Regions from separate parts of the Homo sapiens genome. Here all the other regions are linked to region 1. Evidence: chromatin contacts called from ENCODE Hi-C or POLR2A ChIA-PET data. All regions are on one chromosome and are shown on one strand. Each heading gives the region's core, a stretch centred on a gene start or an enhancer-like site at or near the end of the contact. The rest is flanking DNA. Distances are from core to core; before and after follow the strand shown.

The links. Hi-C counts contacts between places; a loop is a spot of excess contacts on that map. ChIA-PET counts read pairs that join two places held with the same protein, here RNA polymerase II (POLR2A). Pooled maps may share reads with other maps.
Region 2: a loop to region 1 is called in a pooled map, with 4 times the contacts of the local background. The contact joins the enhancer-like site here to the promoter of BLVRB in region 1. A Hi-C loop is called at or near these places in 1 of 37 single-sample maps with no recorded cell type and 2 of 50 pooled maps. POLR2A ChIA-PET finds 5 or more read pairs at or near these places in 1 of 52 experiments (GM12878).
Region 3: a loop to region 1 is called in a map of B cell, with 11 times the contacts of the local background. The contact joins the promoter of ZNF546 here to the promoter of BLVRB in region 1. A Hi-C loop is called at or near these places in 2 of 168 maps with a recorded cell type or tissue (B cell and natural killer cell), 2 of 37 single-sample maps with no recorded cell type and 8 of 50 pooled maps.
Region 4: a loop to region 1 is called in a pooled map, with 17 times the contacts of the local background. The contact joins the promoter of MAP3K10 here to the promoter of BLVRB in region 1. A Hi-C loop is called at or near these places in 2 of 37 single-sample maps with no recorded cell type and 11 of 50 pooled maps. POLR2A ChIA-PET finds 5 or more read pairs at or near these places in 4 of 52 experiments (OCI-LY7, PC-9, Panc1 and 1 more).

The regions. Positions count from the first base shown.
Region 1 is chr19:40,464,166-40,467,309 of GRCh38, forward strand. It overlaps BLVRB (biliverdin reductase B), which reads right to left and starts at 1,580. Exons shown (of 5, transcript NM_000713.3): 1 at 1,445-1,580. The coding sequence starts at 1,523. SPTBN4 (spectrin beta, non-erythrocytic 4) reads left to right here and starts at 2,836. Exons shown (of 36, transcript NM_020971.3): 1 at 2,836-3,140. RefSeq lists an enhancer at 654-773 and a silencer at 1,795-1,994.
Region 2 is chr19:40,162,342-40,165,245 of GRCh38, forward strand. No RefSeq gene overlaps it. Among named protein-coding and RNA genes, the nearest start is that of MAP3K10, 28 kb to the right of the region's middle. Within about 2 kb of position 1,435, at least 4 of the 41 ENCODE cell types and tissues checked have a DNase peak (open chromatin) inside an H3K27ac peak, as active enhancers do; they include GM12878, where a contact is called at or near this core.
Region 3 is chr19:39,995,219-39,998,309 of GRCh38, forward strand. ZNF546 (zinc finger protein 546) reads left to right here and starts at 1,842. Exons shown (of 7, transcript NM_178544.5): 1 at 1,842-1,939; 2 at 2,643-2,697; 3 at 3,030-3,091. RefSeq lists enhancers at 990-1,491, 1,477-1,656, 1,492-1,991, 1,664-1,958 and a silencer at 2,777-2,876.
Region 4 is chr19:40,189,798-40,192,675 of GRCh38, forward strand. MAP3K10 (mitogen-activated protein kinase kinase kinase 10) reads left to right here and starts at 1,629. Exons shown (of 10, transcript NM_002446.4): 1 at 1,629-2,878. The coding sequence starts at 2,235. RefSeq lists an enhancer at 857-1,096 and silencers at 1,257-1,756, 2,027-2,326.

The sequences.
Region 1 (3,144 bases), core at 330-2,829:
GCCTTGAACTCCTGAGCTCAAGCAATCCTCCCACCTGAGCCTTCTGAGTAGCTGGGACTACAGGCATGCATCACCACGCCCAGCTAATTTATTTTTTTTTTGTATTTTTGTAGAGATGGGGTCTTGCTACGTTGCCCAGGCTAGTCTCAAACTCCTGGCCTCAAGCCATCCTCCCGCCTTGGCCTCCCAAAGTGCTGGGATTATAGGCATGATCCACCGTGCCTGGCCAGCCCTTCCCTTTGCTGAGGGGGACAGCAAAGCTGAGAGCTGGGAAGAGATTTTTCAGAGCCACAGCTCTGAAGCTCCCTAGGCTCCAGTTCTTAACCCTCTGAGTGCAGTCCCAGCTATGACCAGCAGGGTGGGCGAGTGGAATTCGGTGGAATTAGTGGATTTCCAGGTGACTCAGCGCCTCTCAACTTCTCTCTCTTACTTCCTTCTCCATTACTCCCGAATAAATGCTTATCAGCAAACTGGTTTTTACTGAGAGGCCCACAGCTCCCCATTCTCCACAAGTCAAGATCCTCACGTGGTCTCCCTGGGGAAGGGGAGAGTTATGGACCTAGAGAAGAACTTTCAGAGTCCCTCCAAGGGAGACAGCAGAGTGGGGTCCTGTTGGCCTCCACCCTTTTGGGGCACGCAGATAGTCAATATCTTCAGCGTCCCCAAGGCCTGCAAGGGTGGGGCCCCATATCTGGAAGTCCCAGGCCCAGCTGGGAGTTGGTCAAGTCTGGGCTGTGGGGGCAGGGAGTGCTGGGGGATGGTTATCCCCTTTTCTGCCCTCTCTCCTGGGGCAACTCCAAATTTTCAGCCCTCATTGACTTTCCCAGGACTGCTGTCCCCAAGTCTTCACTCATGTCTCTCTGTGACTCCTTCCCATTAGGTACTCGCAGCAACCTGACCCCCCAACTTTTTCAGTTTCCAGCCTGGGGACTTGTGGTGGTTAAGAGCATGAGCTGAGTTCAAATCCCAGTCCTGTCAGTTAACAGCTGTGTGATATTGGGCAAGTCACTCTCTGGGTCTCAGTTTTCTCATCTGTCAAGTAGGGTGATACTAGTTCCCACCCCATTTTGAAAGCTCTCATGTGAAGAGACGACAGAGCAAGCTTGGCTTAGTAAATCCTCTCTGGGAGTGCGAACAACCACCACCACAACCACAATAATGACAACCGCATTGCATAAGAGCCCTGGACTTACACACGACTGTGCCAGTGGAGTCCTCCCGGGGCTCCCGGGGCCAATTCCTCTCTGGCTTGGACTCACATAAACTTGGATCTCACATCTTTCCCCATTTCTGCCCCCGTGGCCACTTGCTTTGGCCCCTGAGTCCTCATACACCTGGCTGGGGCGCTCATGGCCCCAATCAGCCTCGGCCCGACCCCATGGTGCCCCTTCCTAAAGTTCTGCCCGTCTGTCCCGTGACATGCCCCGCCCGCCCCGGCTCATGCCTGCTTGCACCGCCTGCGCCAGGGTGGTGAGCCCGGTCTGGCCAGTGGCGCCGAAGATCGCGATCTTCTTGACGGCCATCGTACGGGATCGTGGGGGTGCAAGGCCTCAGAGTCTCGGCACGCGCGGGAACCCACTGGCTGCTGGGCGGTGCTCTCTGCCCTACTCAAGCCAGGAACAACGGGGCGGAGCTGGCTCGAAGGGCCACGCCTCAGACTCTCCGCCCGCGGCTCAGGTCAAGGGGCGGGGCCTAACGCGGATGGGCGGGGCAGGCGTCAGCTTGCATTCGCTCACCGTCCAGCACCGCCCTCTCTGCGCGCCACTTAGACTGGAAGGCGGGGCCACAGAAGGCCACGCCTCCACATAGCAACAAATAGAGTGGACGGAGCCGAGATAACTTGTCACTCAGCGCCCTGCCTCCGCGCTCCACCTCCCGGAGAGGGGCGGGGCCAGGCGAGCCTCACCCACGGCCTCTCGTAGCTCACGCCCCCTCTCCCGGAGCCTGGAGCGGATCTGGGGCGCACTCTAAGCCCCAGGGCCTCCCAGAACCAGCAAGGGGAGAAAGTTAGGAGGACAGAGTGTGTGTGTGCACTTGGATGTAAGACACTGTGTCACGGCGTACCTATGCACTTATATGACCCTGTGTGACTCAGTGACCCGGAGGGCAAGCAGGACTGTGGGTGACACCTTGTGTCATCCTCTGAGTGTGATCCCGTGTTACAGTGTGACTACACGTGCGTGACACCACGTGTGGCAGGCATTGATTCTGTTCTTTTGTGACCTTGTGGTGACACCGTGGGTGACACTGCGTCAGCCTGTACGATAGGGTGTGGGACGTGTGAGGTGTGCTACATGGAAGCGTGAGACTAATTAGACTGTGACAGTGTGTGACACCACATGTCTCGTGTAAGGATGTGTGACACCGGGACCCCATTCGAGTGTGTGGCTGTGGGTGTCTGTGTTGAGCTGCTCATTGTGACCCCCTGTGACTATGATGTGTGAGGTGCGGCGGTGCAGCATGTGCGGGGCGACTGCTATGAAGGTTCGAGTGTGTAGAGTGTGTGACACTGTGGCTGTGAAGCTGTGCGTGATGTGTGGGCCTATGACACTGTTTGTGACTGCCGGGGAGTGTGCGGCTGTGTGTGACAGGTGCATTTGTGTGTGACGCCGCGTGGGCGGTGGTTACCCTATTGGATTTGTGTGGTGGTGGGTGACACCGTTCCAGTGTGGACGCCGCGTGTGACGGCGTGAGGGTGTGACCCCGTGAGACCCCACAGGAGGGAGTGACGGCGCGCAAGCGCGTGGATGCGGGGGTGAGTTTGTGCGCCGAGGCCCCCGCGAGTATGGCAGCGTGGCGAGCGTGACCCCGTGGGAGTGTGCAGCGCGTGACGCCGCCGTGCCCTCGCGAGTGCAGCCGTGCACCCCACGCCGCGGCCGGGTGTGACTGCGCGTGGGCCTCGGGCGGCGGGGCGCGGGGACCGCGGGCGGGAGGGGGTCCCGGGGGCGCGCTGAGCGCGGCGGCGGCGCGAGAGAGGGAGGCGCGGCGGCGCATGCGGATCTGGCTGAGCCGCGGGCCGGCGGGGCCGAGCTGAGCCGGGCTGGGCCGGGCCGGGCCGGGCCGGGCAGCGGACGCCGACAGGGAGGGCGGTCGGTCGCGGCGAGCAGCGGAGACAGCGACGCTGGCGGCCGCGGGCCCAGGTGA
Region 2 (2,904 bases), core at 185-2,684, 300 kb before region 1:
TATAGCCTGAATTTTACCATTAGGAAAAAGAGGAGAGGTGGCATTGAAGCATTTGTTACTAAGCAGAATGAACTGCATGTGCAAAGATTCAGAGGCGACATGTGTAGCAGATTTAAGAAACTCCCATAAATTCAGTATGACAAGCATGTCACTGTTCTATAATTTTTTATTTTTATTGGCAAATAAAAATTGTATATATTTTACTTGTTAAATTGAGATATAATTCACGTACTATAAAACTCGTCGTTTTGTTTGTTTTTTGTTTGGTAGGTTTTTTTGTTGTTGTTTTTGAGACGGAGTCCGGCTCTGTCACCCAGCTGGAGTGCAATGGCGTGATCTCAGCTCACTGCAACTTCTGCCTCCCGGGTTCAGGCGATTCTCCTGCCTCAGCCTCCTGAGTAGCTGGGACTACAGGCGTGCACCACCAGGCCCGGCTAATTTTTGGATTTTTGGTAGAGACAGGGTTTCTCCATGTTGGTCAGGCTGATCTTGAGCTCCTGACCTCAAGTTATTCTCCTGCCTTGGCCTCCCAAAAGTGCTAGGATTACAGGCGTGAGCCACCGTGCCCGGCCAAAATTTGCCGTTTTGAAGTCTACAACTCAGTGGGTTTTCATGTATTCACAATGTTGGGTGACCATCACCACTAACTCAAGCACATTTTCACCACCCTGAAGAGAAACTCTGTACCCATCAGCAGCCACTTCCTGCTTTCCCTTTCCCCCAGCCCCTGGCAACCAATAACCTACTTTATATCTCTATGGATTTGCCTCTCTGAACATTTTATACAACTGGAAGGATACATTTGTCGTGTGTGTGTGTGTGTGTGTGTGTGTGTGTGTGTGTGTGTGTGTGTGTCTGTGTGAGAGAGGGGAGAGGGGAGAGGGAAGGGGGGAGGGGGAGGGGGGAGGGGGGAGAGAGAGAGATGGTCTTGCTATGTTGCCCAGGCTGGTCTCAAGAGTTCAGGCCTCAAACGATCCTCCCACTTCAGCCACCTGAGTCGCCGGGATTACAGGCCCATGCCACCAAGCCCGGCTAATTTTTAAAAAATTTTTTAGAGATATGGTCTCACTACAACATTTATCCTTTAATGTCTGGTTTCATTCGAGGTTCATTCAGATGGCCAAGGCTGCTGTCACTGGGGACCTTCCTGAAGGGACAGCAAATATCATGACCAATAATGCAATCTGCCATACCTTGGCATGACAATACTGTTTCCAGATATTGTCACTATTTCTTCTCCATACTATTTTTTTTTTTTGAGACAGGGTCTTGTTCTATTGTCCAGGCTGAAGTGCAGTGGTACAATCTTGGTTCATTGCAGCCTCAGCCTTCTGGACTCAAGCGATCCTCCCACCTCAGCCTCCTGAGTAGCTGGGACTATAGGTGTGCACCACAAAACCCGGCTAATTTTTCTAGTGTTTTGTTGTTATTGTTGTTTGTAGAGATGGGGTTTTTGCCATGTTGCCCAGGCTACTCTTAGACTCCTGTGCTCAAGCCATCCTCCTGCCTCAGCTACCCAAAGTGCTGGGATTACAGAAGTGAGCCACTGCACCTGGCCTATCCATAGTCTTTGTTGTTTTTTAACCCTGTCCCTTTGAGGTTTATGCTATTGAGCTGTACTGCTTCCACTTCCCCTTAGCAAGCCTCCTAGACAGATCTGTTTTGGGGCTTTTTTTTTCTTTTTTTTTTTTTTTTTTTCTTTGACAGAGTCTTGCTCTGTTGCCACCCTGGAATGCAGTGGCATGATCTTGGTTCACTTCAACCTCCGCCTCCCGGGTTCAAGTGATTCTCCTGCCTCAGCCTTCCAAGTAGCTGGGACTATAGGTGCACACCACCATGCCCAGCTTATTTTTGTATTTTTAGTAGAGACGGGGTTTCACCATGTTGGCCAGGCTGGTCTTGAACTCCCGACCTCGTGATCCACCTGCCTCAGCCTCCCAAAGTGCATGCTGGGATTACAGGCTGAGTCACCGCACCCGGCCTTTTTTTTTTTTTTTTTTTCTTAGAGACAAGGTCTTGCTTGATTGCCCAGGCTGGAGTGCAGTGGTGTAATTACGGCTCACTGCAGGCTTGAACTCCTGGGCTCAAGCAGTTCTCCCATCTCAGCCCCACAAGTGGCTGGGACTACTGGTGCGCACCACCACACCAGGCTAACTTTATAAATTATTATTATTATTATTATTGTAGAGACTAGGTCTCACCTTTTTTTTTTTCCCCCCCAGAAACAAGATCTTGCTCTGTTGTCCAAGCTGTAGAGTTGTGGTGCCATGATAGCTCACTGCAGCCTCAATCTCCTGCGCTCAAGTGATCCTCCCTCCTTGGCCTCCTGAGTAGCTGGAACTAAAGGCACATGCCACCACACCTGGCTAATTTTTATGTTTTGTAGGGATGAAGTCTCGCATGTTGCCCAGGCTGGTCTCAAACTTGAACTCCCAGCCTCAAACAATCCCCTCTCCCCACCAAAGCCTCCCAAAGTGCTGAGATTTCAGGTGTGAGCCAACGCGCTGGGCCAGGTCCTCTTCTCCCTTGCTCTCCACGGTCTACTTGGAAATCTGAGAGTCGGCTGCGTGCAATGGCTCATGCCTGCAATCCCAGCACTTTGGGAGGCCAAGGTGGGCAGATCACCTGAGGTCAGGAGTTCGAGACCGGTCTGGCCAACATGGCGAAACCCCGTGTCTACTAAAAATACAAAAATTCGCCGGGCATGGTGGGTGAGCACCTGTAGTCCCAGCTGCTTGGGAGGCTGAGGCAGGAGAATTGCTTGAACCCGGGAGTCAGAGGTTGCCGTGAGCTGAGATCACGCCATTGTACTCCAGCCTGGGTGACAGAGCAAGACTTGGTCTCAAAAAAAAAAAAAAAAAAGAAAAGAAAAAAAGAAAAGAAAACAAACAAAAAAAAGAAATC
Region 3 (3,091 bases), core at 592-3,091, 470 kb before region 1:
ATACCCTCACCAACCCTTGTCGTCTTTTGTCTCTTTGATTACAGCTATTCTAACACTGTGAGGTGGTATCTCAGTGTGGTTTTAATTTGCATTTCTCTGATGATTAGTAATGTTGAGCATTTTTTCATATGGACACTTTTTTTTTTTTTTTTTAAAGATGGAGTCTCACTCTGTCACCCAGGCTGGAGTGCAGTGGCGCGATCTAGGCTCACTGCAACCTTCGCCTCCTGGGTTCAAGCAATTCTCCTGCCTCAGCCTCCTGAGTGGCTGGGATTACAGGACCCACCACGCACCACCACACCCAGCTAATTTTTGTATTTTTTTAGTAGAGACAGGGTTTCACCACGTTGGTCAGGCTGGTCTCAAACTCCTGACCTCACGATCCGCCCACCTCGGCCTCCCAAAGTGCTGGGATTATAGGCATAAGCCACCGTGCCCAGCCTTATATTGACACATTTTTAAGGGATTTGGGGGGGGGCAGGGGTTCTTTGCAACAATGTAAACATCCAGTCCCTCATCAAACTTTCAATTTTTTTTCACGTACTAATTTATATCAGTTTGGAATTATGATTCCCTCTGTTATTTAATGGGTTTTAATCTATAACTAGCATTATTTATTTTGATGCTCAAACCATGTCAAGTTTGGTCAGTGGAAGTCCCTTCAATCTGGTTTCCATGTCCTTTGAACACGTCCCCACCATTCTTTGAGCACTGCCTTACTTTCAAGCACAAGATGTTCCAAGTTCATTCTGAACTTTCCCTTCCCCAGCTCTGGAATCTGCCATTTCTCCATGGAGCCTTGCTCCTTTCAGTGGAGCATGGTATTTAGGAACCAAGGGCTGACTGCCTAATGTGCTTTCCAAGTATAATTTCCTCAGTCCAAGCTTTTCAAATTGATCTGCCAAAGACCCATTGCCAAAGATCCATTGCCAGAATATAAGAGTGGAAGGAAATTCTTAATATTTTTTGAAAGTTACTATTATTTTCATTTTTCTCTTTGTAAAAAATTCATTTAATTCAATATAAAAAGACAAAAATCTTTGGCACATAAATCGCAACTCTCTGATGCAAATGTTTAAATAAAGCTGATACTCCAAGAAGACGCAACATATTCTCTTTATCCCACAGACATATAGGCCTATGGTTGCAAACTTTTATACACACACAGAGTCACAATTCCACTGGCACCCGTGATGTTCCACATCCAGATTTTCCAAATCACACATTCTCATCTTCACATAGCCTTGCCGGCAACCACACGGCATAGTACCACATTGTTACGTCAAGCACAGCCAGTCTACCACAGAGCCTGTCGTCCCATTGACCAAAGTCACAAAAATCACAGCCCCGGGTATTTACTGTGGTTTTCTCCAGTCAGATCCCTTCACTCACTACACACTGACTCACACTCAAATTACACACACGCGGAAACACAACCCGCCAGAGCCAGAGAGGTTCCGTCGGTCCCGCAACCCTCACAGTGCCACACACACGCGCTCACAAGGCAAATACAAATGGCCAGGCACTCATTCTTTACAATACACATATTAAGCGCCTATTATGTACTACACGCCGGGACTACCTCAAGAGGTGAAACAAACAAAATCCTGCCTGGCGGAGCTATCGCCCAGTCCCGCACGCACTCGGCCTCAGGGTCACACTCGGCGGTCCCACGCTCAAGTGGCCCGGCCAGTGGCCCAGAGGCGTCTGTTCTCCTCCTCAGCTTCCTGCGTGGGTTCCTGGTAAGTGAGTCGAACCCGCCGGATGCGCGCGCGCCTGCGCCTCCGCCCAAAAGGATCAGTTTCCGGCTGTGGACTACATTTCCCAGAAGCCCCTTGGGCAGTGTTGCCTGGACCCCAAGGGCCCTTTACATTGCGTTCTTAACGGTTCAGTCACCTTAACCGTTATTATTCACTTGCGGGCGAGAAGTCCGAGCTAGGTGAGGCGGAACGGGACTCTTACGAGTAGGACTGGGGATAGAACTGCCGCCCAAAGTGAGGCGCTCCAGGGCCCAGACCTGGCGTGTCGTGCCCGCAGGGAGCCTCAGGCCTGTGCGTGCTTGGGGAGCGGAGAAGGGAAATTGTGTGACAAAATGTGGCAGACGGTGTATGTGTGTGTGTGCGCGCGACGGGGCGCCTGTCAGGACCGGGTTGGGCGGGTGTGGGTGCGGGTGTGAGGCTGAGACAGGTGCCTGGCTCTCTGGTGTGTGTCACTGACCCTCTACCCTCCTCACGGCCTCGGTGTTTGCACACAGCAGTGTCCCCAAGAGGGAAGTCAAATATCGAGCTCTGGGATGAAGGTTCCCAGCAAGAAGGTACAGACCTGGGTTGGCGATTGGACTTTTGAATTAGAAGTGTCCCTAAAACAGACTCCTGGGACGACAGGTTGGAAGACTGCGCAGTTGGAGCCGCTGTGTGGGCAGCTGCATGTTTCAGAACCACTGCATTCCCATACCTTTGATCTAGAAACCTGGTGTGAGTTCAGAGACAGATCCCAGCCTCACTCTCACACAGCTGTTATGTGCGTGAGGTCAGCACAGATGTGGCGCTGGAGGGGATATTCTAGGTCGGTCTGTGCTCTTAAGAAAGGCCTGCTGTCTCATGATTATTTTTCTTCCCCCATTCTGCTATTCATCAAAACAGGGATCCTGAAAAGGAGGGAACAATTGTTGTAGCAGGTCTAAAAGTTCAGGTCCAGGTAAGTTTATATTTCCTTTTTATTCATAAAATGGAAATCACACATTCTAATCCTCACACAGCCTTGCCTGCACCCAGTCATACGGCGTGGTACCACACTGCTATGTCAAGCACAGCCACAATCTACCACAGAGCCTGTCACCTCATTGCTCACAGTCACAAAAATCACATCCCCAGGTACTTTCTGTAGCTTTCATTTGCATTTTTCCCTTTGAAGAAGTTCATTTGATTCAATCTAAAAAGACTAAATTATTTGTCACATAAATTGCAACTCTCTGGTCTATATCTTTAAGTAAATCTTTAAATAAATGCATAAAATGTTTTTGTTTTTAGGAAATGGAAACATTGCTTTGCTTTTCCTGAATTGTCCAGTGACCTATCCCAGGCCTTCCTTT
Region 4 (2,878 bases), core at 379-2,878, 270 kb before region 1:
AGTGCACCGTTTTGAAGAACTGAAGGTTTTTTAAGAATGCATATAGCAGGTTATAGCAGAAACACTTATACTCAGAATGAAGCTGGGGCTCTCTCTTCCAACAAGCATTTTTGATATGCTCCGAGTGTCCCTGCTAGGTAGCCAGGAGACCAGGTAACCCACTTCCCTCTGACAATGGAACAATTCCCCAAGGACCCTGAGGGGCAGTTCTCTGGAGTTTGGGCACTAGAGTCCCTCTTATTTCCTCTTCTTCTCTCCTCCCTCTAGACCCCATACCACTCAGGAGAGGCCAAGTAAAAAGACCCAGAATTTTGCCTCTTACAAGCTTAGAGATCTTGAAGAAGTCACTGAACCTCTGCGGGACCTACTTTCCTCATTCTTTAAATAGAAAGGCAGTGGGTTTTTTGTTTGTTTGTTTTTTGTTGTTTTTTTTTTTGTTGTTGTTGTTTTTGTTAATCGTGGCGATGGTTATTTATTTATTTATTTATTTTGAGACGGAGTCTTGCCCTGTCGTCCAGGCTGGAGTGCTGTGGCGTGATCTTGGCTCACTGCAACCTCCACCTCCCAGGTTCAAGCGATTCTCCTGCCTCAGCCTCCCGAGTAGCTGGGATAGATTACAGGCGCACACCACCACGCCCGGCTAATTTTTTTTTTTTTTTTTAAATAGTAGAGACGGGGGTTTCACCATGCTGGCCAGGCTGGTCACGAACTCCTGGCCTCGTGATCCGCCCGCCTTGGCCTCCCATAGCGCTGAGATTACAGGCGTGAGCCACCGCGCCCGGCCTGGTTGTTAATTTTTAAAACTGCCTTTCATTTTTGCTTTGCCATTTATAGCTCTGTAGCCTTGCACAAATGACTTCACTTCTCTATGAGTCATCTGTAAAATGGGGCTCTTTGTGAAGACTTAACGATACCACGTGTACAAAGCACTGAATACAACATGCACATTAAGCTCCCCGAAATTGAAACTCCTATAAAATAGGAATCGGGGATTCTCAAGAGCAGGAGTTCTGACTTCAGCAGAGGAACCCAGAGCTGGTGGGGAAAGCAGACGTGGCTGTGACATCCCCAGGGACACTAAACACATCCTCCCAGCCCCATCTTCCCCGCAGAGTCCCGCCACCGGCCCGACCCCTAACTTGCTCCAACCACCCGCCGACGCCCGCAGCCCGCTGTTTGGGGGCCGCCCCCTGCAGCGCCAGGTCCCCGCGCGGACTACAGTTCCCAGCGTACATCTCGGTCGGGGGGTCCGAGGGGCCGTCCTGCCTCAGGGATAAGGTCCAGGCTGCGTTCGCGGCTCCGGGCAGTCACAGTCATGCACGCAGCTCCTATTTTTCGCGTTGCTAATCGCGTCCGTTGCAGTCCAACCCATCCTGGGCCGCGGCCCCCACAGGGTCTGTGAGGAGCGCTTCCCCCCGCCCCGGGCGCCCGCTACGCCGCGTCCGAAGGAGGGGCCGAGGCCGGGCTCATCTCCCCGGGAGGACTCCTTCGGCTTCGTGGGGTGTCATGTCCATTGCGGCCCGAGGCTGGCCGCGGGGCTCTGCTGGAGGGCGCTGAGAGCCGGGCCCCGAGGCCGCACGGCCGGAGACTACAACTCCCAGGAGGCACCGCGGCGGCGGCGCCCACACGTCACTCGGGCCCCGCCGGTGGCCCGGGGAAGCAGCACGGGCGGGGGGCAGGGGCTGGGGCCGACCGGGAGGCCGGTGCCAAGGATGGGGGCCGCCCGGCTGCCCCGCGCGTGAGGAGGCCGAGGGGCGCGCCACCCCGGCCCGGGGCGGCCGCCCCAGGGGCCCCGCCACCCCCGCCCGGCCCGGCAGTCGTGGCCCGGGATGCGGAGCCGGGGGCCGCCGGTGGAGCTGCGCGGGGTGAGCGGCGCGGGGAACGGGGACTGCCTGCCGCCCTCGCCCTCGTCCCCCACCGGCGGACCCCGGCGGGCATTCGAGAGCCGCGCGGCCAGGCCCTCTTAGCCCTCTGCCGTTTGGGGGGCACGGGTGAACCTGCCGCCCCACTCCCACCCCGCCCCGCCCCGCCCGTACAGCCAAATCGGAAGGGACGAGCCTGCCCTTTGAAAGGGTTTTTTTTCTTGCTCCTGCGGAGGGCGCCCCAGCCATGGCCCTCAGGAGCTCCCTAGACCCCGCAGGGACTGCCCTCCATCCCGGCCGCCGGGGCCCGCCCTCTGCATCCCGCGGGCAGCCTGTGTGAAGCGGCCTCCCGCAGCCCCCGGCCCCTCCCCCATGGAGGAGGAGGAGGGGGCGGTGGCCAAGGAGTGGGGCACGACCCCCGCGGGGCCCGTCTGGACCGCGGTGTTCGACTACGAGGCGGCGGGCGACGAGGAGCTGACCCTGCGGAGGGGCGATCGCGTCCAGGTGCTTTCCCAAGACTGTGCGGTGTCCGGCGACGAGGGCTGGTGGACCGGGCAGCTCCCCAGCGGCCGCGTGGGCGTCTTCCCCAGCAACTACGTGGCCCCCGGCGCCCCCGCTGCACCCGCGGGCCTCCAGCTGCCCCAGGAGATCCCCTTCCACGAGCTGCAGCTAGAGGAGATCATCGGTGTGGGGGGCTTTGGCAAGGTCTATCGGGCCCTGTGGCGTGGCGAGGAGGTGGCAGTCAAGGCCGCCCGGCTGGACCCTGAGAAGGACCCGGCAGTGACAGCGGAGCAGGTGTGCCAGGAAGCCCGGCTCTTTGGAGCCCTGCAGCACCCCAACATAATTGCCCTTAGGGGCGCCTGCCTCAACCCCCCACACCTCTGCCTAGTGATGGAGTATGCCCGGGGTGGTGCACTGAGCAGGGTGCTGGCAGGTCGCCGGGTGCCACCTCACGTGCTGGTCAACTGGGCTGTGCAGGTGGCCCGGGGCATGAACTACCTACACAATGATGCCCC